Linked DNA regions of Homo sapiens: region 1 is linked to region 2. Evidence: chromatin loops called from intact Hi-C (ENCODE). Cell type or tissue: transverse colon. All regions are shown on one strand. Each heading gives the region's core, and the rest is flanking DNA. Links, peaks and the distances in the headings are about the cores only.

The links. Hi-C counts contacts between places; a loop is a spot of excess contacts. Peaks named below come from ENCODE experiments on the same cell type or tissue, not always from the same donor. Only the 100,000 strongest peaks of a DNase experiment are listed, where the experiment ranks them.
Region 1: a loop joins it to region 2, with 5 times the contacts of the local background. A loop is called at or near these places in 4 of 110 quality-filtered maps.

What each region holds. Positions count from the first base shown.
Region 1 is chr7:66,261,063-66,272,584 of GRCh38, reverse strand. The region is part of intron 2 of TPST1 (tyrosylprotein sulfotransferase 1); the gene reads right to left. Among named protein-coding and RNA genes, the nearest start is that of TPST1, 61 kb to the right of the region's middle. In transverse colon, for the core only: no CTCF peak of the experiment used is centred there; no DNase peak of the experiment used is centred there; H3K27ac peaks cover 880 bases.
Region 2 is chr7:66,212,475-66,223,996 of GRCh38, reverse strand. All of the region lies in intron 1 of TPST1 (tyrosylprotein sulfotransferase 1), which reads right to left. Among named protein-coding and RNA genes, the nearest start is that of TPST1, 13 kb to the right of the region's middle. In transverse colon, for the core only: no CTCF peak of the experiment used is centred there; no DNase peak of the experiment used is centred there.

The DNA.
Region 1 (11,522 bases), core at 2,278-7,277, 51 kb before region 2:
TTGGGGTGAGAGTGGGTATTCTGTCTTGTTCCTGATCTTGCAGGAAAAGCTTTCAACTTTTCACCACTGAGGATGATGTCAGCTGTGGGCTTATGATAGTCTTTATTGTGTTGACATACCTTCCTTCTGTATCTAATTTGGTTGAGAGTTTTTATCATGAAAAGATGCTGAATTTTGTCAAATGCCTTTTCTGCATCTATTGAGGTGATCATACGATTTTTGTCCTTCATTCTGTAAATGTGGTATATCGCATTTATTAATTTGCATTATTTTGAATCACCTTTGTATCCCAAATATAAGTCCCATTTGATTATGGTGAATGATCCTTATAAATGTGCTGATGAATTTTGTTTCCTAATATTTTGTTGAGGATTTTTGCATCTATATTCACCAGAAATACTGGCTTCTAATTTTCTTTTCTTGTAGAATATCAATACTTTTTTCCCCCAGAAGAAATTGAACAATCTATTTAATATACATATGGAAGAAAAATAAGCCAAGAATCTTACATCCAGGAAAAATGACTTGTAAAAGTATAAAAGGCACAGAGCAGCTGTTATCAAAGTTACAAACTCAGAGAATATTGTTCCCACAGACACTTTCTGAAGAATCTACTAGAGTGTATGTCAGCAAATTTTTTCTGTAAAAGACTAGACAGCAAATAGTTTAGGCTCTATAATCCAAAGAATAATCTGTTGCGTATTCTCTTTTTAGAATTTTTACAATCCTTTGAAAATGTCCTAAAATGAAAAAAAAAAATCCTAAAATGTAGGGATGAATGGCTAAAGAAATGGTGATACATATACGATATGGATATGGATATATACATATATATGGATTAATATATACTCACAATGAAATATTATGCAGCCTTTAAAAAGGAGACACTGCCATTTGTAACAACATGGATAAACCTGGAGGACATTATGCTAAGTGAAATAAATTAGACACAGAAAGACAAATACTGTATGATCTCACTTATATGCAGAATCTAAAAAAGTAAAACACATCAAAGCAGAGTAGGATGGTGGTTACCAGGGGCAGAAATGGGAGGAAATGGGGAGATGTAGGTCAAAGGGTACCAACTTGCACTGATATAAAATAAACAAGCCAGGCACGGTGGCTCACGCCTGTAATCCCAGCACTCTGGGAAGCTGAGGCGGGCAGATCACGAGATCAGGAGATCAAGATGATCCTGGCTAACAGGGTGAAACCCCGTCTCTACTAAAAATACAAAAATTAGCCGGGCGTGGCGGCGGGCACCTGTAGTCCCAGCTGATCACTAAGCTCAGCTGAGCATGTACTATCTTGTCACACCAGATGTTATCATACCAGGTAGCAAGGAAGCTATCAGACACAACTGAGGTCACAGCAAAAGTACTCAGGAGGCAATGTGTAGAAGCATCTAGTGGCCAGAGAAGGAACAATTTGAACTCAATAAAAATGCTAATTGCAACAGATAGAAACATATAAAATTGGTCTCTTGGGAAGATGAAAAGGAACCAAACCATTATCTTGAAAACTGGCCCCAAAAAAGCAAAAGAATCAAGTATTTATTATGCTTTTTGTATATGAAAAGCTGTAACCCTGGGCAACCAAAAAATATAGAGGCAAGGATATGTCTCTTCATAAAATTGTTCCAAGTAAGATGTAGAAAAGAGATCAGAATTAGAATATCAGCACTTTACAATAGTCAACAAATTGATGAATCTAGGCACTGAGGATCAATGGCTGCTAAAATCACAAGAAAAATGACAACCACACATAATGTATATAGCCTCACCAAATAAGACCTTGAGTGTGATTAAGCCTCTGGGCTCAGCGATCAATTTACAGGAAGTAGAGAATTCAGAAGAACATGCTGGATAATCAGCAGTTCGATTGCAAAACTGCACAATTTTCCAATCAGCAAAATTCAGATTGTGAATAACTTTACAGGCTAAATAGCTTGGGTTCTTCAAAAAATAGTGTATGGTAAAGAAAGGAATGGATCACTTGGAAATCTGTCGATTAAAAGAGAAGACTTGTCAAATTATTTTTAATGAGTAAGAATAAGCTACAATGTCTAAATGCACATTTGGGTAATAAAAGTATAAAGAAGCAGAGTAAGTGATTTCTAAAGGTGCCAAAATAGTGGATAGTTTGGGAGAAGAGGAGGGGACTTAGTTTGGGATAGGGTACATGAAAAAGCTTCTGGACTGACTGATATGGTTCTATTTCTTAACATGGGTAATAGTTATAAGAGTGTTTGCCTTATAAAAATTCATTAAGGTAATTTTTAAAATAGTCCTTCCAGTGGTCTACAAGGTCCCACATAAAATAACCTGACCTTCACACACTCCCTTGTTCACTCTACTCCAGTCCTATTGACATCTTTGTAGGTCCTTGACTAGGCCAGGCGTGGTCTCTTGATAGCTACTTTACTGTGACTCTTCTCTCTGCCTGGAGCACTCCTTCCTGTAATATCTACTTGGCTAACTCCCTCACCTCCTTTGAGACTTTGCTCAGATATCACCTTCTCAATGAGACTACTAACTTTATAATCTGACCTTCAAAATCCTCTGGGCCCTGGTCCCCTTTACTTTCCTCTGTTTTTCCTTTTTTCCACTATAACCTTCTAATATGCTATATGTTTTTATCATGTTTTTTGTATTGCCCCCTCCCCCACCATGAGACCGTAGGATACATGATGGCTGGAATTTTTGCCTGCTTTGTTGACTTGCTCTCCTACAGTTCTCTACTCAAATATCACCTTACCAATGAGTCCTTCCCTGACAATTCCTACATCCCAGCTCTTGGCAACCTCCTATTCCCTGCTTTATTTCTTATTTCAAAGCGCTTATTACCATCTGACAAACTAAACATTCAACTCCTTCTTTTTTAAAAAATGAGATGGCTCTAAATGTTTTGTCTGTTAACTGCTGGAATATTACTGGGCATATAATGGATGCTTAGTAAAAACATGTTGAGTGCAGTCTTTACTATATCTAGGTAGTGTTTTTCCTGTTCCTTCTTAAGAGCTTTTATTATGAATGACAACTGAATTGTACCCAGAGCCTTTTCAGCACTGAATGATATGATCATATGGTTTTCTCCTTTAATTTATTGATGTAGTACATTCTGTTGACAGATTTTTCTAGTAGTGAACTATTCTTTTGTTGCTGAAATAAAAACTATTTGGTCATAATAGCTGATCAGTTTTTGCTACACTGCTGAATTCTATTTACTGGTATTTTATTTATGGTTTTAGCATCTGCATGCATAAGAAAACTAATCTAAAGTTTTCTTTTATGTAATTTCTATTGGGTTCTGACATTAAATCATAGCTTTGGAAAATGAATGGGGAGTTTTCCATCTACTAAAATAGCTTAAATAGCATCGGACTCATCTGTTCTCCACTGATTAGAAATAATTCAGTTGTGTATCATCTCTTCCTTTTTAAATGATATCTCTTAATCACCGTTTAATCTCTTTGGTGCTAATCAACCTACTGAAGCTCTCCATCTATCTTCAAAAATCAGCCACTGTTTCTAGACTTTCAAATGTATTACAAATGTACTTTCTTGTATTCTCCTATCATTTTTTAAAAATGTCTTTTATAGGCCGGGCGTGGTGGCTCACGCCCTGTAACCTCAGCACTTTGGGAGGCCAAGGCAGGCGGATCACCTGAAGTCAGGAGTTCAGCCTGGCCAACATGGTGAAATCCTGTCTCTACTAAAAATACAAAAATTAGCTAGGCGTGGTGGCGCGTGCCTGTAATCCCAGCTACTCAGGAGGCTAAGGCAGGAGAATCAATTGAACCTGAGAGGCAGAGGTTGCAGTGAGCCAGGCACTCCAGCCTGGGCAACAGAGTAAGATTCTGTCTCAAAAAAAAAAAAATCGTTTACAGTTGTGATTATTTCTCTTTCCTCATCCTTTATGATACATATTCACTTTTATTTTCATCAATATTGCAAAGGGTTTACATTTCTACTGACCATCCCAAAGAATTGATTTTGGTTTTTATTTATCCTATTCTATTTTTCTCTATTTTATTAATTTCAGCTTTGATCTGTGTTGATTTTAGGACCCAATACCCTGACTCCTTTCTGTAAGATATCATTCCACTGTCTTAAATTCCGATATGTTTGGATCTATTTCTTATTCTGTTCTTTGCCACTGAGTAAGACACATCAACCTTGAGTCATATAGTAGATTTCATTATTAAAGTGCTGAGGAAGGTCTCATTAGAAAATCTAAGAGGGGTATCAACAGCAGCATTAAACTGGAGGTTCCATAAGGCATATATAGTTGAAGGCTAAACTATGGCATATTTTAAAAAGTAGCCACCTTGGCCGGGTGCAGTGGCTCACACCTGTAATCCCAGCACTTTGAGAGGCTGAGGTGGGTGGATCACTTGAGGTCAGGAGTTCAAGACCAGCCTGGGCAACATGGCAAAACCTCATCTCTACTAAAAATATAAAAATTAGCTGGGCGTGGTGGCACATGCCTGTAATCCCAGCTACTTGGGAGGCTGAGGTAGGAGAATCACTTCAGCCCGAGAGGAGGAGGTTGCAGTGAGCCAAGACTGTACCACTGCACTCCAGCCTGGGTGATAGATGGAAACCCTGTCAAAAAAAAAGGACGAAAGGAAGGAAGGAAAGGAAGGAAAGGAAGGAAAGAAGGAAAGAAAGAGAAAAAGTAGCCATCTAATCTAACCTCATTGCTACATGTACAATATGTGTATGCATTTCTGCCACACCCCCTCCCCCAATATATGTTCCATAAGGGCAGGAATTTTTGTTTTGTCTGCTGCTCCATCTTATGCGCCCAGGATGATTCTAGGTACATAATGGAAGTTTAACAAATATTTGTTGAATAAATGAATAACTGTGGAAAGCTCTAATTTTTCAGATAAAATCAGCATTTCTAGCTTCAGATTAATAGTTAGCATAAGGTCAAAAAAATCTCTTTCCTCCACTGTTTACCCTTTCTCTCCCCTGTTTCTCGGTCATATCTCAGTACTTATTCTGCAATTTGGGGATGAAAGCAGTTCTGCTGTGGTTTTGTCTCTGGTTGTTTTATTCTCTCTGTGTAGCAACATCTTGGTGTTTGGCCAGTCCTGCATTCTTTGTAAGAACAAATCTGATTTTTTTTTTTTATGGCCTACAAATGGTTGCAAAAACACTGACATTTCATTTCTCAAAAGTCCCCTTACTGACTCATCCTGCTCTGGTCCTCCAGCGTGAAATAACAGAACCAATTTGGTTAAATGTTGCTAATAATTACCCTAAGCACATTCTGCACTTCAAGAATAACATACATGACCAAATATTTAAACATTGGCTAAAATGCAATAGGGTAATCAACAGACTCATCAGTAGACCTGTTTTTATGTTTATGTCTCAAAGGAGAATTGTTTAACATGTTTATATCTTAATGCTTTTAACAGTTACAAAAATGAAACTATAATTGAATTTCCTTTTAGGATGATTGAACTTGATAATATTATACATCCTTGATTTCAATAACACTGACAGAGCAATCAAGATTTTTTTTAAGATCCTAAAAATTATCTTTCATAATATGGAGTATACACAGATCTTAACAGCAACACTGTCTGAAGTGTGTAACTCAAAATTTTATATATACAGCCATGTAACCACCACCTAGATAGGACAGTGATCATTTCTAGCCCCTCAACAGTCTCTTTTGTGTTGCCTCCCAGTCAGCCCCCTAGAATAACCACTATTCTAACTACTATCACAAAAGATTGGTTTTAGCTACTTTTGAACTTCATATAAATGGAAACCTACAGTATATACTTATTTGCAGCTGGCTGTGTACACTTAGTATATTTCTGAGCTTCAACCATGTTGTATGTATCACTGGTTTGCTTCTTTTTATTGCTGAGTAATATCTAATTGCATGAATATAATGTATTTTATTTATACATCCCCCTGTTGATAGGTACTTGGATCCATTTCTAGCTTTCAGCTATTACTATGAATAGTGCTGCTATAAATATTCTTCTGTAAGTCTTTTAGTGTAATTTTTAAAGTGTATAACTTCTTTATGTTGTGAATATATGTAGGAGTGGATTTGTAGGGTTATAAGCTAGGCATGTTTTGCTAAGTAGCCATAATATATAGTTTCCCCAAATGGTTATACTAGTTTAACTCCTACCAACATTATCCTTGCCATTACTCTGTAATGTCCATTCATTTAATATTAACCATTCTGGTGAATATAGAGGGGTATCTCACTGTGGTTTTAAACTGCATTCCCTATGGACTAATAATACTAAGCCTACTTTTTTTTTTTTTTAGTAGAATTAGACTGGTGAAAAGATCTCACCTTGCTAATTTACTCAAAAATTATATACTGAAATATGGGAAATGTGCAGGGCTCCTGAAAGTGAAGAGGAGAGAAAAATATGGTTTCATCCTTCCTGTCCTCTGGCAGTTGATTATTGGACGGTCTCCTTTTTCTGGGAACCAGCTTGGGCCAGTGCTAAGTTAACCGATGTAGTTAACTTGACCCATGTTCTTTATTCTTTCATGCAGATTTGAGTTACCATCTAGTGCATCTTGATTTCAGCTGGAAGAATTCCCCTTAGCATTTGTTGTAGGCAGGTCTGCTAGCTACAATTCTCACAGTTTTGGTTTATGAGGAATATCTTCTTTCTCTTTCATTTCTCAAGGGGAGTTTTGCCAGATATGGTAGTTTTTGCTGGGCTTTTTCCTTTCAGGGATGTGAGTACATCAACCCATTGCCTTCTGGGCACCATAGTTACTGGTGAGAAGTCTGCTGTTCATCTTACTGAGGTTACCCTGTACATGATGAGCTGCTTTTCTCTTGCCGCTTTAAAGATTCTATCTTTGGCTTTCAACAGTTTGATTATGATGTGTCTAGCTGTGAATCTCTGGTTTTATCCTGCTTGGAGTTTACTGAGCTTCTTGTATGCATAAATGCATGCTTTTCCATCAAATTTGGGGTTTTAGCCACTATTTCACTTCCCTTTCCCTTTTTTTCTTTTTTCTTTTTTTTTTTTTTGAGACAGGGTTCCACACTGTCGTCCAGTCTGCAGTGCAGTAGTGCAATCACAGCTCACTGCAGCCATGGCCTCCTGGGCTTAAGTGATCCTCCAACCTCAGCCTCCTGAGTAGCTGGGACTACAGGCACATGTCATCACGTATGGTTAATTTTTGTATTTTTTGTAGAGACAGGGTTTCACGCTGTTGCGCAGGCTGGTCTCAAACTCTTGGGCTCAAGAGACCTGCCTGTTTTGGTCTCCCAAAGTTCTGGGATTACAGGCATGAGCCACTGCACCTGGCCCATTATTTCTTCAAATATCCTTCTGCCCCACCATCTCTCCTCTCCTTCTGAGATTCCTGTCATGTGTATGTTGGTACACTTGATGGTATCCCACAGGTCTCTTTAGGCTCTATTTATATTTCCTAATTACTTTTTTCCTTTTCTGTTCTTCAAATTAGATAAAGTCAATAGAACTACCTTCAAATTTCTTTCTTCTTCCTGTTCAAATCTCCTGATGGGCCCTAGAAGCAAATTTTTCATTTCAGTTACCATGCTTGTCTATCTGGTTTAGTTCATAATTTCTATCTTTTTGTTGATATTCTCAATTGGTGAGACACTGTTCTCAAACTTTCAGTTAGGTTTTTGGGTTTTTTGTTTTGTTTTGTTTTGTTTAAGATATGGTTTTCTTTAGCTCTTGAAGAATTATTTTAAATAGCTAATATAAAGTGTTTGTCTAGAAATTCTAACGTCTGGGCTTCCTCAGGGACAATTTCTATTCATGGCTTTTTTTCTTGTTGTGTTTCATATCTTACACTTTTTTGTTAAACACTAGACATTTTAAATCTTATAATGTGGCAACTCTGGGAATCAGATTCTCTCCCCTCTCCAGAATTTTTTGTTGCTGCTTATTGTTGTAGTTGTTTGTTTCAAGACTTATCAAAACTAATTCTGTAAAATCTGTATTCCTTGTTATGTGCAGTCACTGGAGTCTCTATTCTGTTAGCTTAATGGCCAGCTAACAACTGAACAGACTGCCTTAAATGCTTGGAACCAAAAAACCTGTCTGTCTTTGCAGAAGGGCTCTGGGTAGGTTTGGGATACACCTTCACTACTTAGCCAGGTAGCTTCTAACTCTGCCTTAGGCTTCACTTCCTGCTTTCACAGAGCCTCAAGATCAGCGAGAGGTAGAAGTCTTCCCTGGGCATGCATACAGTCCTTGCCAAGCATGTGGCCTTCTACATTCTTGGGAATATGTGAAGCTTTTCAAAGCTCTCATAGACATCTCATTCCCAATCTCTGCTCCTAGGCTCTTTAGTTAGTCTACTGTTTGCCCCCATTGTTATTTCTTGATTCAGGAAGCAATGACTAAATTATTTGTCTGTAAATGTTTCTTGATAACTACTGTCCTCCCCGATCTCAGAAGTAGGGCAGTTCTGAGTCAGGAGAAATAGAGACAAGGTTTTGAAGTCATTCATCCAGGGATCCACCTAAGAAGGCAAAACAAATACTTACAATGAGGTCTGTTCTGCTCCCTCCAGTACAGAAACACAGGCTGTTATTTCAGCCCCAGCTGACACATGGAACAGGGAATGGGGCTTGGGTAAGCTCACTATTCTTACTAAGATTCAGCCATTTTTTGTGAATGAGCACTCTTCACACTTTTTTTCAAGTCTTTGGTTAATTTCTAGAGTTCTGAAAAAGTTGATTCTGACAGGTGTTGCCAGTTCTTCTGTCGCTCTTATGGAAGGGTAAAATTTTACACTTCTTTACTGTGCCGCTTTTGCTGATGTCACCCCCAAATAGCAAAACTTTTTAAACCACTTGAAATGCCTCTCTCCTAGCTTCCTAATAAATCAATTTATCAAGCATTTACTTAGAATTTACAATGCTGTGTGGCTAAAAAGATAACAATAACAAACTGCTCGTCCTCAAGTAATATGATAAATTCAACAGTATCAGATTCCAAATGAAACTGTTAGTAATTATGACACTGGAGTGGGTTCGAGAGGAGCAATTTTAAGTGTTCCAGATGGTTCTGAAACCGGTAGCTTGCTTGAAGAAATATTGCCTCAGGTTTTTGTCAGCCTCTACATACTAGGACTCTATAGTGATAAGCAGAATAAATGTGTTACAGAGACTAGTATGAGAAACTGAGCAATTAGGCCAGAAAGAGTTACCACTGCAGAAAACAGAATGTACTAACTGCAGTATGGGAAGAAGAGGGCATAAGAGAGCCCATCTTTTGGCTTTGTGCACAAGCAATCTTGATCCTAGTATTAAATTTTGTCAATACTACAAAACAGCCTTGAAATTGTTCAAGTGTTATGTCCTCAGAGAAACCTTCCCTAATTCCCATCTAAACTGGCACCCCCACCTTTACCCTAAAATATTCTTTTTCCCTTTAACCTGTTTAACAAGGATAATATTTTATTTTATTTTTTTATTTTTTTATTTTTTATTTTTTTATGGAGATGGAGTCTCACTCTGTCACCCAGGCTGGAGTGCAGTGGCACGATCTGGGCTCACTGCAACCTCCACCACTCAGGTTCAAGCGATTCTAGTACCTCAGCCTCCCCAGTAGCTGGGACTACAGGCACATGCCACCACACCTGGCTAATTTTTTTGTATTTTTAGCAGAGATGGGGTTTCACCATGTTGGCCAGGCTGGTCTTGAACTCCTGACCTCAGGTGATCTGCCCACCTCGGCCTCCCAAAGTGCTGGGATTACAGGCATGAGCCACCGCACCCAGCCAAGGATTATATTTTTTAAAATATCTCCCAACACACATTTCCTTATCAGCAAGCAGATTCCCCCTTCCCAGTATCACACCTGCCATCATGCCCAAAGGAAAGTGGAAGAGGAAATGGAAAGTCTACCCGGCCTAGACTTCTGGTGTCTTCATGACAGGAGAAGAGAACAGTGGGAAGGAAGCAGCAGTGACACAAGTCTGTTCTCATCTCCTCTCTCCAGGATAGAGTTCCAAAAGGGAAAAGACATGCTAGGCAGATGGAAGAAAAAGCTAAAAAAACAGGCATCTTTGATCCATCTCCCATTTGGGGTTCTGGGAGGAGACTGCTACACAAGATGACCCTTAATGAAAATGTGGGGGCGGAATCATCAACATAGAAGGGTTAGGAGGAAGGAGGGCATGGATTTAGTTATCCAGAGTTCTCTGGCTCCCACAAGGCATAAAAGGCATCCCAAATTTTCTGTATGCCCAATGAAAGAAGAGGAAGGGAGGTGGGGATTCTGCTAGCAAAATCACTGAAGGACAGGGTTTTGCCCCAGGGGAGGCAAAGAGATTCAGTAACTAAGGGCTATTTGTCTTACTGCCCAGGTCCAGGGCTTAAAGAATATGACACCCAAACCTCAGAGTCAGCATGAGCCAAGGTGAGGCCAGTGAAGCAAGGAGAACCACTGGACCATTTGCTGACCACAGACTGCAACAGCACTTATCAGCAGGACACATTGACCAGGTGGACAGCAATACTATTACTCCAGAGGCCAAGGAGGGCTCAGAGAGAGCAGCACAAGACCACACAGTCACCTCATCTTTACATACACACACCCATATGCCACCTAGGGAACAGACATGGTTCTCCTGGCATGGACACTAGCAGTAATATATGCAGTGGTGGTGGTAGTTGTGGTAAAAATAATAAGAGCTAACACACATTTATAGCACTTAGATGCCAGATACTATCCTAAGCTCTTTACATATTATTAATGCATTTAAACCTTATTAACAACCCTATGACGTAAATGCCATTACTATCACCATTTTACACATGAAGAAAATGAGGCATACAAAGGTTAGGTATCTGATTCAAGGTCCCACAGTCAGTAAGTGGTAAAGCCAAGATCTGAACCCAATATGACAACATATATTTTATGGAAAAATACATGTATTAAATATATTTTTTTAAATATATGAAAAGAATAAACAGAATGTCAGGCACACAAAGACTTTCCTAAAGAATCTAGGTAGTATTCTATGGCTCTGAATCCAGGATAACATAAAGAAATAGGAGATAACACACATAGCCATCAGCTGCCCAAAATTTTAAAAAATTTAAAGGTGAGCACTAATCTATCAAATGATTGTTACTGAACAAAACTGATATACTGGGAAATAAAGCAAACTAGTACATAACTTATAAATGTTTCATGAACACAGCAACACAGTGCTGCCCACACGTGATGAGTTCAGATAATATAAAAGGTTTCAGAAAAAAGTAAAGAGTGCTTATCTTTCAAAGGACCATATTGAAATATCTATAAATGAAAGGCTTCAAAGTAATCCAACCCGAAAGAACCAAAAAAAAAAAAAAAAAGACAATATACGTTGCACAACAATTTTCAAAACACTGGATATTAGGGGCAATGAAGAAGACTGTTTCCCGAGAAATGGGGAAAAAAGTGATCCCCATAATTGCCCCAGCTTACTGCCTTGAGAAAATATCCAGACTGTGGTATAAGAAGGGGGTCCCAGGCAGAGCCCAGC
Region 2 (11,522 bases), core at 4,260-9,259:
AACTTCAAAAAAACCCATACCAAGAACTGGACCTAATGCCTAGAACACAAATGGAGACAGGAGCACAAGTTAAACTAAAGCAAAACATCTGTAAAGGTTCAAGTTAAATGAAATGATGTCTCGGCTTTGCTTCAGAAATATCTGAGAGCAGGAATGTGTGGAGGGTATATATGAAATTAGACTGCTATGAGCTCACTGTTGAAGCTGAGTGATGGGCACTTGAGGGCTCAATATAGCAGTCTCTATTTTGGATATGTTTGAAATTTTTCATAATAAAGAGTTAAAATGAAATAAAACAAAATAAAAAATTGAAGTTACCAAGTTCCAAACTTCTCAGACCTATAAATCAGGAAATCATTGTTGGCTAAACTATTTATCTTTTAGATTCATCAAGTTCATGTTTATAATCTGTTTAGACCACCCATGATGAGGAACAAAGAAAGCAAATTTCTTCAAATTATATATTCTTATTCGGTAACTCAAGTTTATGCCATTTTTCTACCAAACTTGTAACTTTTTTTTTTTTTTTTTTTTTTTTGAGACAGGGTCTTACTCTGTCACCCAGGCTGGAGTGCAATGGCATATAGCTCACTGCAGCCTCCAACTCCTGGGCTCAAGTGATCCTCCCACCTCAGCCTCCTAAGTAGCTGGGACTGCAGGGGCATGCAAACCATACCTGGCTAATTTTTTGTTTCTTTCTTTCTTTCTTTTTTGTAGAGACAAGGCCTCCTTATGATGCCCAGGCTGGTCTTGAACCCCTGGCCTCAAGTGATCCTCCCACATCAGCCTCCCAAAGTGCTGGAATTACAAACATGAACCACCACACCCAGCCCCTCATAACCTTTAGAATGAAAAGTAACTGAATAGAAAAAGTAGAAGAGAAGATGGCATTGAATTAATGTAAAAGAAGCCTGGTGTATTAGAGTCAGAAGACCTGGGCTCTAGTCTGGAATCAGTTTTTTCTTAGTCACATGGCACTAGATAAATCATTAAGCTTCAGTTCTGTCATCCACAAAATAGAGATAATGATAATCAAACCCTTCTTCACAAGTAATTAGAGTAGAAATTACAAAAGGAAGAAGACAGACTGGAGACAAAATGCAAAGGAAAAAGGGACACCTGCAAGTTCTCTCTCACAGCACTGCTGGGGCAATCACATGGAAACATGTGAAGGGGCTTTTAAAGAACAGGGGCCCAGGGCACCCTTCCTTCACTGTCTCCTGCTCATCTTCCACCTTTACCTTCACCTCCCAGCACTCCTCCCATGCAGCCTGACCCCCTGAGAATCATTCCCCATTGACATCAGACCCCTCCACGCCTGGCCTCTGCTCATGGTGCTGCCTCCAGTACCATGCCGCTTTCTCTCTTTTACACATATCTCCTCAGTCAACCTGTCCCTGACTGCCTTTTTTCGTCTTTCCTGCACAAAAATCAATTGTTCCCTCTTCTGTAACCTCAAAGCACACATACCACTGTATTGTGGTTAGTTTACCTCACTAGACTATTTAAGTTCCTTTAAATCACAAATTAAAACCCATTCATTATTTAATATGCAGCAGATACATGAACACCAGATAAAATACAAAGCAAGGAAATTTTTTTTTTTTTTTTGAAACGGAGTCTCACTCTGTGGCCCAGGCTGGAGTGCAGTGGCACGATCTCAGCTCACTGCAAGCTCCACCTCCCGGGGTTCATGCCATTCTCCTGCCTCAGCCTCCCCAGTAGCTGGGACTACAGGTGCCTGCCACCACGCCCAGCTAATTCTTTTTTTGTATTTTTTAATAACAGGGTTTCACCGTGTTAGCCAGGATGGTCTCAATCTCCTGACCTTGTGATCCACCTGCCTCGGCCTCCCAAAGTGCTGGGATTACAGGCGTGAGCCACCACACTTGGCCTAAGCAAGGAATTTATAGACGAATAGGTAACTAGTGATATCTTTCTTAAATCCCCTTAAAATACCTATAAAGTCATCTGATATAAAGCAAATAGTCAACAAATAAACATCGAAAATGAAACAAGGAACTATGAATAAACAGAAAGAAAGTAATCTGGAACTGATGAAAAAAACTTTGCAATTTCAATCATTGCCTCAAAAAGATATTCTGCAATCAATAAAATAATTACAAAATTCATAGCAGAGAGGAAAAACAGTTTTCCAAGTCTTTGGAAAGAAAGAGTCCTACAGATATTAACTGTTAGAATACTAACAGTAATCAATGACACTAAAAAGAAAAGCCCAGATTTTAAAAAGTCAACTCTGTATTCAAACTTATGTTTCAAAAGCAACATCACAAAGCAGTGACCAAAGATTAATTTACAGCACTGCATTCCCTTACTCACACTCCTACACTCACCCTGCTTCATCTGCAGCCAGCTCTCACTTACACTGTAATGATTCAAATCGATTTGCAACCAAGACTTCTATCCCAATCTCAGACTTGATCATTTAAAGGCTAAGGGACAATTCTATCTGGATGTTCACCGGCATGTTACACTCAACGAACACTAAATGGAACCTACCTTCCCTAGTAAATCTCTTTTACTCTTCCCTTTCCTCCATTGGTCAATGAACCACTTTCTCTCTGATTCTCAAGCTTAAAACCAGGGAACCTTTATGTAGTTTCTCCCTTAACCTCTCCATGAGTAACTGGTAAAGTCCCGTCAATTCTTCCTCCTTCATCTCCCTTTACTTGATTTCCCTCAATTTTTTTCCCTGCTGATAATTACGGAAAAAAAATCAGTTTAATCCTCACCCTCTTCCTTTCTCATATGAACTCCACAGCCTCCTAAATGGTCTGAGTTCTGACTTCTTTCCATCAGTTGAATCACTAACTTGTCTCAGGAATTAGCTTTTTTTTTTTTTTAAGACGGAGTCTCACTCTGTTGCCCAGGCTGGAGTGCAGTGGCACAATCTCGGCTCACTGCAACCTCCACCTCCCAGGTTCAAGCAATTCTCCTGCCTCAGCCTCCCGAGTAGCTGGGATTACAGGCATGTGCCACCACACCCAGCTAATTTTTGCATTTTTAGTAGAGACGGGGTTTCACCATGTTGTCCAGTCTGGTCTCAAACTCCTGACCTCAGGTGATCTACCCACCTTGGCCTCCCAAAACATTGGGATTACAGGTGTTAGCCACCGCTCCCAGCCAGGAACGACCTTTCTAAAATGCAAATATACTTATGATGCTCCCTTGCTTAAACCTCTTCCACAACTTTCTACTTTTTTCAAAAAAATTAAGTCCTCACCATAACGTTAGTACAAGGCCGTTCCTGACCCAGCCCTTGTCTGCTCCCCAGCCTGTTTCACCACCCACCCACCCACCACCCCCACACACTCACCCAGTGCCACTGTCATCCACCTGAAGCATCCCTTCCTTGTTTGAGCCTCCGCATGCACTGCAGCTTTTGCGTGTCTCTCTGCCTGATGACTCTCACTCATCCTTCAACATTCCACTTTAATGCCATCTTTCCTGCGCAGCTTTCCTGAAAGCTCTCTGCCACATACGACACAGGTGTCCTTCCTAGTGCCCTTGTATTTACCCTATATCACATCTCACACTACATGGTTACTTTGTCTGTTTTTCCAGTAGGCTGTGAGCTCCTTGAAACTAGAGCCTTTTGAATGAATTAATGAATTTTAGATTGCCAATAAGGTAATTATGGCTGTAATTAGATTCTATAAGTATAATTAGTTGTGAGTTCTTGGGACATATTGACTATATCTTATCTTTTTCAGTTTCTCCATAGTATATAACAATATACTACAAGCATATTGAGCACTTGATAAATGTGCATTGACTGATCCTGCTAAAACTTTCTCAATAAAAGCCCAGACAGCTAATGCTTTCCTAGGATTAGAACATTACTTTTTTCTTCTGGTTCCAGTGTTATAATATGGTTTGACTACATTTAAAAAAAACTAAAAATACAGAGTTCACCTCCTTTTTTTTTCCTTTGACCCTTGCTCTTCTAATCCACTCCCTTTATTGATCAGTCTATTTCATCTGCCTCTATCATCACTTTGCACTCTTGTTGATGAATGAATCAAAATCTTTTTTGCAATCCCTTACATTGCTGCAACGAAAAATAAGGTAAAGGAACATTTCTGTTCTAGAATTTTACACATAAGGAAACTGAGGCCCAGAAGGAATAAAAAACTTCCTTAATATACTGCTACATGGCAAATTATTTGCCAAGCTGGAACCCAGGTCTGACTGTATACCATGGTACGTCCCAGTCATTATTAGGCTTGGCATGAACAAAAAGCCAGGTATGCAACAATTATGGTGCAAATGAAGTAAATTTAAGACCATCTGCTATTATTTATAAGGCTTTCATTAGCAAATAGTTTTTAAAAATATACTCAGCTTTTGAACTGTATTTTCTCCAGAATTGTCCTATCATGACCACCTCAGATCTAATTAGAATGACAGAAGAAAACTATAAATCCATGTAGCCATTATGCTTTACTTATAAAAATGAGCAGGATGCATATTTGCACACTTTCTGCAAGTCCCTGAAGATTTCATCTGGGAGAGATTAAGAATGGAGAACTAGATTTGGACTCAAGAAATAACAGATATATACGGAGGCTAGAAAGTAGCCTGGCAAATAGCTCTACCTTTCCTGTATATTTTCCAGTTTAGTTTTGCTTTAGCCTAGTCACTCTCATATGAAAGTAGGTTTCCCATGTTTGTTGTGGGAAATTATGCCTCTAGCCCAAAATTACTTGGAGCTGGAATTTTGTGATGTTCTCTATGAAAAGCTGGGCATCAAATATTTGATCAGAAACCACTGCTATGGCCAGGTGCAGTGGCTCATGCCTGTAATCCCAGCACTCTGGGAGGCTGAAGCGGGTGGATCACTTGAGGTCAGGAGTTCGAGACCAGCATGGCCAACATGGCAAAACCCTGTCTCTACTAAAAATACCAAAAAAAAAAAAAAAAAAAAATTAGCCAGGCGTGGTGGTACATGCCTGAAGTCCCAGCTACTCAAGAGGCTGAGGCAAAAGAATTGCTTAAACCGGGGAGGCAGAGGTTGCTGTGAGCTGAGATTGCGCCACTGCACTCCAGCCTAGATGACAGAGCCAGACTCTGCCTCAAAATAAAATAAAATAAAATAAAACACTATAATAACAATTTTTTTTTTTTTTGAGATGGAGTCTTGCTCTGTCACCCAGGCTGGAGTGCAGTGGTGCAATCGCAGCTCACTGCAAGCTCCACCTCCCAAGTTCATGCCGTTCTCCTGCCTCAGACACCCAAGTAGCTGGGACTACAGGCGCCCGCCACCACACCCAGCTAACGTTTTTGCATTTTTAGTAGAGATGGGGTTTCACCTGTGTTAGCCAGAATGGTCTTGATATCCTGACCTTGTGATCTCCCCGCCTCAGCCTCCCAAAGTGCTGGGATTACAGGCGTGAGCCACCGCGCCCAGCCCTATAATAGCAATTTCTGTGGGCAAAACTGAACTTTCATTGTCTTGTTATACCTTTCCAATAATTATAAAAACATATCACATGTACAACCATGTACTGTTATTTAATTTTTACAGGGTAGAAAATTCTTACTCATACATTTCAATTAAATGTTACATACATTAAATGAGCATATAAATGAGTATGATTTATCATCTGCCTTCAAAGAACTAGTAGCTTAGCAAGGAGAGAAGAAAAGAAACTAACCATATATGCCATGATAAAATAATAAAAAGAGCATACAAAAGGCATGAACAAAGACATACAGGCATTTCAAGGAAGGATCACATCCATAGGCTCAGAAAAGGCTACACGAAGAAAATGACATTAGAATGAATCTTAAGGGGGACCGGGTACAGTGGCTCACACCTATAATCCCAGCATGTTGGGAGGCCAAGGCGGGCAGATCACTTGAGGTCAGGGGTTTGAGACCAGCCTGACCAACATGGTGACACCTTGTCTCTAATAAAACACAAAAATTATCTGGGCATGGTGGTGGGTGCCTGTAATCGCAGCTACTCAGGAGGCTGAGGCAGGAGAATTGCTTGAATCCGGGAGGCAGAGGTTACAGTGAGCCAAGATCGTACCACTTCACTCCAGCCTGGGCGACAGGGTCAGACTCCATCTCAAAAAAAAGAAAAAGGCCAGGCGCGGTGGCTCACACCTGTAATCCCAGCACTCTGCGAGGCCGAGGCGGGCGGATCACAAAGTCAGGAGATCAAAACCATCCTGGTCAACATGGTGAAACCCCACCTCTACTAAAAATACAAAAAATTAGCCAGGCATGGTGGCACACGCCTGTAGTCCCAGCTACTCGGGAGGCTGAGACAGGAGAATTGCTTGAACCCAGGAGGCAGAGCCGAGATCACACCAGTGCACTCCAGCCTGGGCGACAGAGCAAGACTCCATCTCAAACAAACAAACAAACAAACAAATAAATAAATAAATGATGTGTTAGATTCAAAGACCAAACAGGCTGAAAGCAAAACAAAGGGAAAAGATATATCATGCAAACAGCAAACTATACAATGTCAGATACAATGCACTTTAAGACAAAAATTGTTACCACAAAAGAGACAAAAAAGACATTTTATAAGAGGGAAAATCCAACAATTCATCAAAAAAATACAATTATAAACATATATGCAAATAACAACAGAGCCCTAAAATACATGAAGCAAAAACTGACAGAATTCAAGTGAGAAATAGACAATTTAACAATAACAGTTGGAGGCCTCACTATCCCACTTTCACTAATGGATAAAGCAACTAGACAAAATATCAGCAAGGAAATAGAAGACTACAATACTACAAATCAACTAGATCTAACAAATATCTATACAAGCCTCCAAGCAACAATGGCAAAATATATATTGTTCTCAAATGACATGGAACTTTCTCTAGGATAGACCATGTGTTAGGCTTTCGAACAAGTCCCAATATATTTAAACCACTGAAAACATATAAAGTATATTCTCTGACCAAAATGAAATAAAATTAAAAAACAATAACCAAAAAAAAAGTTTGGGAAATTTACAAATATGTGGAAATGAAATACCACCCTCCTAAATAACCAATGAGCAAAAAAAGAAAACATTAGGAATATTACAAAATACTTTGAGTTGAAAGTACAAAACTCATGGGATGCAGCAAAAGCAGTGCTATGAGGGAATTTATAGCGTAAACACCTGTATTAAAAAAGATTGCAAATCAACAACCTAACTTTCTCCCTTAAGAAACTAGAAAAAGAGCAAACAGGGCTGGGTGCAATGGCTTACGCCTGTAATCCCAGCACTTTGGGAGGCTGAGGCACGCAGATCACGAGGTCAGGAGATTGAGACCATCCTGGCTAACATGGTGAAACTTCGTCTCTACTAAAAATACAAAAATTAGCTGGGCGTGGTGGCAGGCACCTGTAATCCCAGCTACTCGGGAGGCCGAGGCAGGAGAATCACTTGAACCTGGGAGGTGGAGGCTGCAGTGAGCCAAGATCGCGCCACTACACTCCAGCCTGGGCGACAGAGCAAGACTCCGTCTCAAAAAAAAAAAAGAAAAAGAGCAAACAAGACCAAAACCATCAGAAAGAAGGAAATAATAAAGACTACAGTGAAATAAATAAAACAGAAAATAGAACAGAGAAAATCAACAAAACCAAAAACTGGTTCTTTGAAAAGATCAGCAAAATTAACAATCTTTTAGCTAGACCGACCAATAACAAAAGAGAGAAGACTCAAATTATGAAAATCAGTAATGAAAAGGAGACGTAACTACCAACCCTACAAAAATAAAAGTGATCATAAACAAGCATAATCCAACAAAGTAATCTAGATAAAATGGACAAATTTCTAAAAGATACAAACTACTAATACTGACTCAAGAAAATATTAAAAATCTGAATAAATCTATAACAAAGCAAGTGAAAGAGTAATTTAAAATTTTCCACAAAGAAAAACCAGGACATTGGCCGGGCGCGGTGGCTCACATCCCAGCACTTTGGGAGGCCAAGGCGGGCGGATCACAAGGTCAGGAGATCCAGACCATCCTGGCTAACACGGTGAAACCCCGTCTCTACTAAAAATACAAAAATTAGCCAGCCGTCGTGGCGGGCGCCTGTAGTCCCAGCTACTTGGGAGGCCGAGGCAGGAGAATGGCGTGAACCCAGGAGGTGGAGCTTGCAGTGAGCCGAGATCGTGCCACTGCACTCCAGCCTGGGCGACAAAGCGAGACTCCGTCTCAAAAAAAAAAAAAAAGAAAGAAAAAGAAAAACCAGGACAAGATGGCTTCACTAGTAAATTCTATCAAAAGTTAAAAAAAAAAATTGACACTAATTCTTCTTAAAAATATATATTAGGAGGCTGGGCGCGGTGGCTCACGCCTGTAATCCCAGCACTTTGGAGGCCGACGCGGGCGGATCACGAGGTCAGGAGATCGAGACCATCCTGGCTAACATGGTGAAACCCCATCTCTACTAAAAATACAAAAAATTAGCTGGGCGTGGTGGCAGGCACCTGTAGTCCCAGCTACTCAGGAGGCTGAGGAAGGAGAATCGTGTGAACCCAGGAGGCAGAGCTTGCAGCGAGCCGAGATCGCGCCACTTCACTCCAGCCTGGGCGACAGAGCAAGGCTGCATCTCAAAAAATATATATATATACATATATATAATATTAGGGTCAGGTATGGTGGCTCACACCTGTAATCCTAACACTTTGGGAGGGGAGGTTGAGGTGGGCAGATCATGAGGTCAAGAGATGGAGACCATCCTGGCCAACATGGTGAAACCCCGTCTCTACTAAAAATACAAAAATTAGCCGGGCTTGGTGGCACGTGCCTGTAGTTCCAGCTACTCAGGAGGCTGAGGCAGGAGAATGGCTTGAACCCGGGAGGCGGAGGTTGCAGTGAGCCAAGATCGCGCCACTGCACTCCAACCTGGTGACAGAGAGAGACTCCATCTCAAAAAACATATATATATAAATATATTTAATATAATATAGATTAATATATTAAATATATATTTAAAACATATTAATATTTATATAGTTAATGCATATATCTTATAAATTATTTAGTGTAATATATAATATATATTATATAAAATGTATATCTATAAAAATATATATTTTAACCAATAAAAATATACATATAAATATATAATACATATTTAAAAACATATTAAATGCATATTATATATTTATATATATATTTTTGTTGGTGGCTTTTTTTTTAGGCAGGGTCTCACACTGTCGCCCAGGCTGGAGTGCAGTGGCAGGATCTCGCCTCCCCTCCCAGGTTCAAGAGATCCTCCTGCCTCAGCCTCCCAAGCAGCTGGTACTACAGGTGTGTGCCGCCATGCCATGCTAATTTTCATATTTTTTTATAGAGACGGGCTTTCATCATGTTACCCAGGCTGGTCTTGAACCCCTGGGCTCAAGCAATCTGCCTGCCTTAGCCTCCCAAAGTGCTGGAATTACAGGCATCAGTCACTGCACCAGCAACACCAATTCTTAACGACACTTCCGAACTCATTACATATACAGCCAATTTTAGTTGGATTTTGAAACCAAAAACACTACAAAAATAAATTGCAGCTCACTATTTATAAATAAATATAATTTATATTTATACTTATAAATACTTTAAAATTACAAAAAAATTAGTAAATATTAATAGTTAATATAGGGTAATAGTATATATTACTCTAAAAATGAAATAAAGGAGGACAATATTATATATGATTGTCTTTATTATGTGCTCAAAATAGATATTTCTATTCTATATAATATGAATCTATAAAGACAGAAAATAGATTAGTGGTTGCCTAGGGATGGAGAGGATGAAGAGTAGGAGAGTTGAGGATAATGGCTAAGGAGTGTGTGGTATGGTTTTTTTGTGGGTAGTAAAAATGTTCTAAAATTGATTGTGGTAATGATGTACAACTATATGAATATACTAAAAGTAAATGAATTTTACACTTTAAATGGTTGAACATGTGGCATGTGAATTATATCTCAATAAAGCTGTTATGAAACAAAAGGCAGGCTGGGAGCTACATGCTCCTTCTCAGGTGACTGTCTACTAAAACATAAAGTTTAAATATGATCTATAACTCCTAATATCCAAAATGTCCAAGATACAGTCAAAAGTCATTCATCGTAGCAAGAACCAGGAAAACCACAATTTGAATGAGAAAAGACAATTAACAGATGCCAACAACAGGATGAATCAGATGTTGGAATGATCTGACAGAGATTTTAAAGTAGCCATTATTCTTTTTTTTTTTTTTTTGAGATGGAGTCTCACTCTGTCTCCCAGGCTGGAGTGCAGTGGCACGATCTCCGCTCACTGCAAGCTCCGCCTCCTGGGTTCGCGCCTCAGCCTCCCAAGTAGCTGGGACTACAGGCACCCGCCACCAAGCCTGGCTAATTTTTTTTATTTTTAGTAGAGACGAGGTTTCACCGTGTTAGCCAGGATGGTCTCGATCTCCCGACCTCGTGATCTGCCCGCCTCGGCCTCCCAAAGTGCTGGGATTACAGGCGTGAGCCACCGCGCCCAGCCTATTGTTTAACAAGCCATTACATACACTCTTTAAACAAATGACAAAATAGAAAATCTCACCAAAGAAGTAGAATAGACAAAAAACCCAATAAAAATTATAGAACTGAAAAACAACCAAAATAATAACTCGGTGGGTTAGCTCAACAGCAGAATGAATATAACACAGGTAAGAATCAATAAACTTGAAACAAGAATTACCCAATCTAAACAACAGACAAAAAAATAAGACTGGAAAAAAATTAAAAGAAAATAGTGCCTTACGTCCTGTGAGACAGTAACAAAAGATCTAACATTCAGTCACAGAATGAAAGGAGACAGAGAGTGGTACTGAAAAATTATTCTAAGAAGTGACTGAAAACTTCTCAGATGTGGTAAAAGACAAATCTGCAGCTCAAGAAATTAAGAGAACTCCAAACAGAAAAACCCAAAGAAATTCGTGCAGACACATCATAATTTAACTTCTGAAAACTAAAGACAAAGAAAAAACCTCTAAAGCAGTTGGGGAGAAAGGATGTTACCTATAAGAAAATGAATTCTAATGACAGGGTTTCTTATCTGAAAAAAGTTTCTCAACATTTCTCAAATGTTAAAAGCAAAGAACTGTCAACCACAAATCCTATAAAAAGAAACAGCTGACAAAATCTTAAGAAAAAACAAAGAACAAAAGATTCCATGGTTTATATCTAAGCCCTGAGAAATCAGAAAATAGAAAATGCACTGAGGTCGGGCGCAGTGGCTCACACCTCAGCACTTTGGGAGGCCAAGGTGGGGGAATCACTTGAGGTCAGGCGTTCGAGACCAGCCTGGCCAACATGGTGAAACCCCGTCTCTACTAAAAATACAAAAATTAGCTGGGCCTGGTAGCGGGAGCCTGTAATGCCAGCTACTTGGGAGGCTGAGGCAGGAGAATCTCTTGAACCCGGGAAACGAAGGTTGCAGTGAGCCGAGATCATATCATTGCACTCCAGCCTGGGCGACAGAGTAGGACTCTGTCTCAAA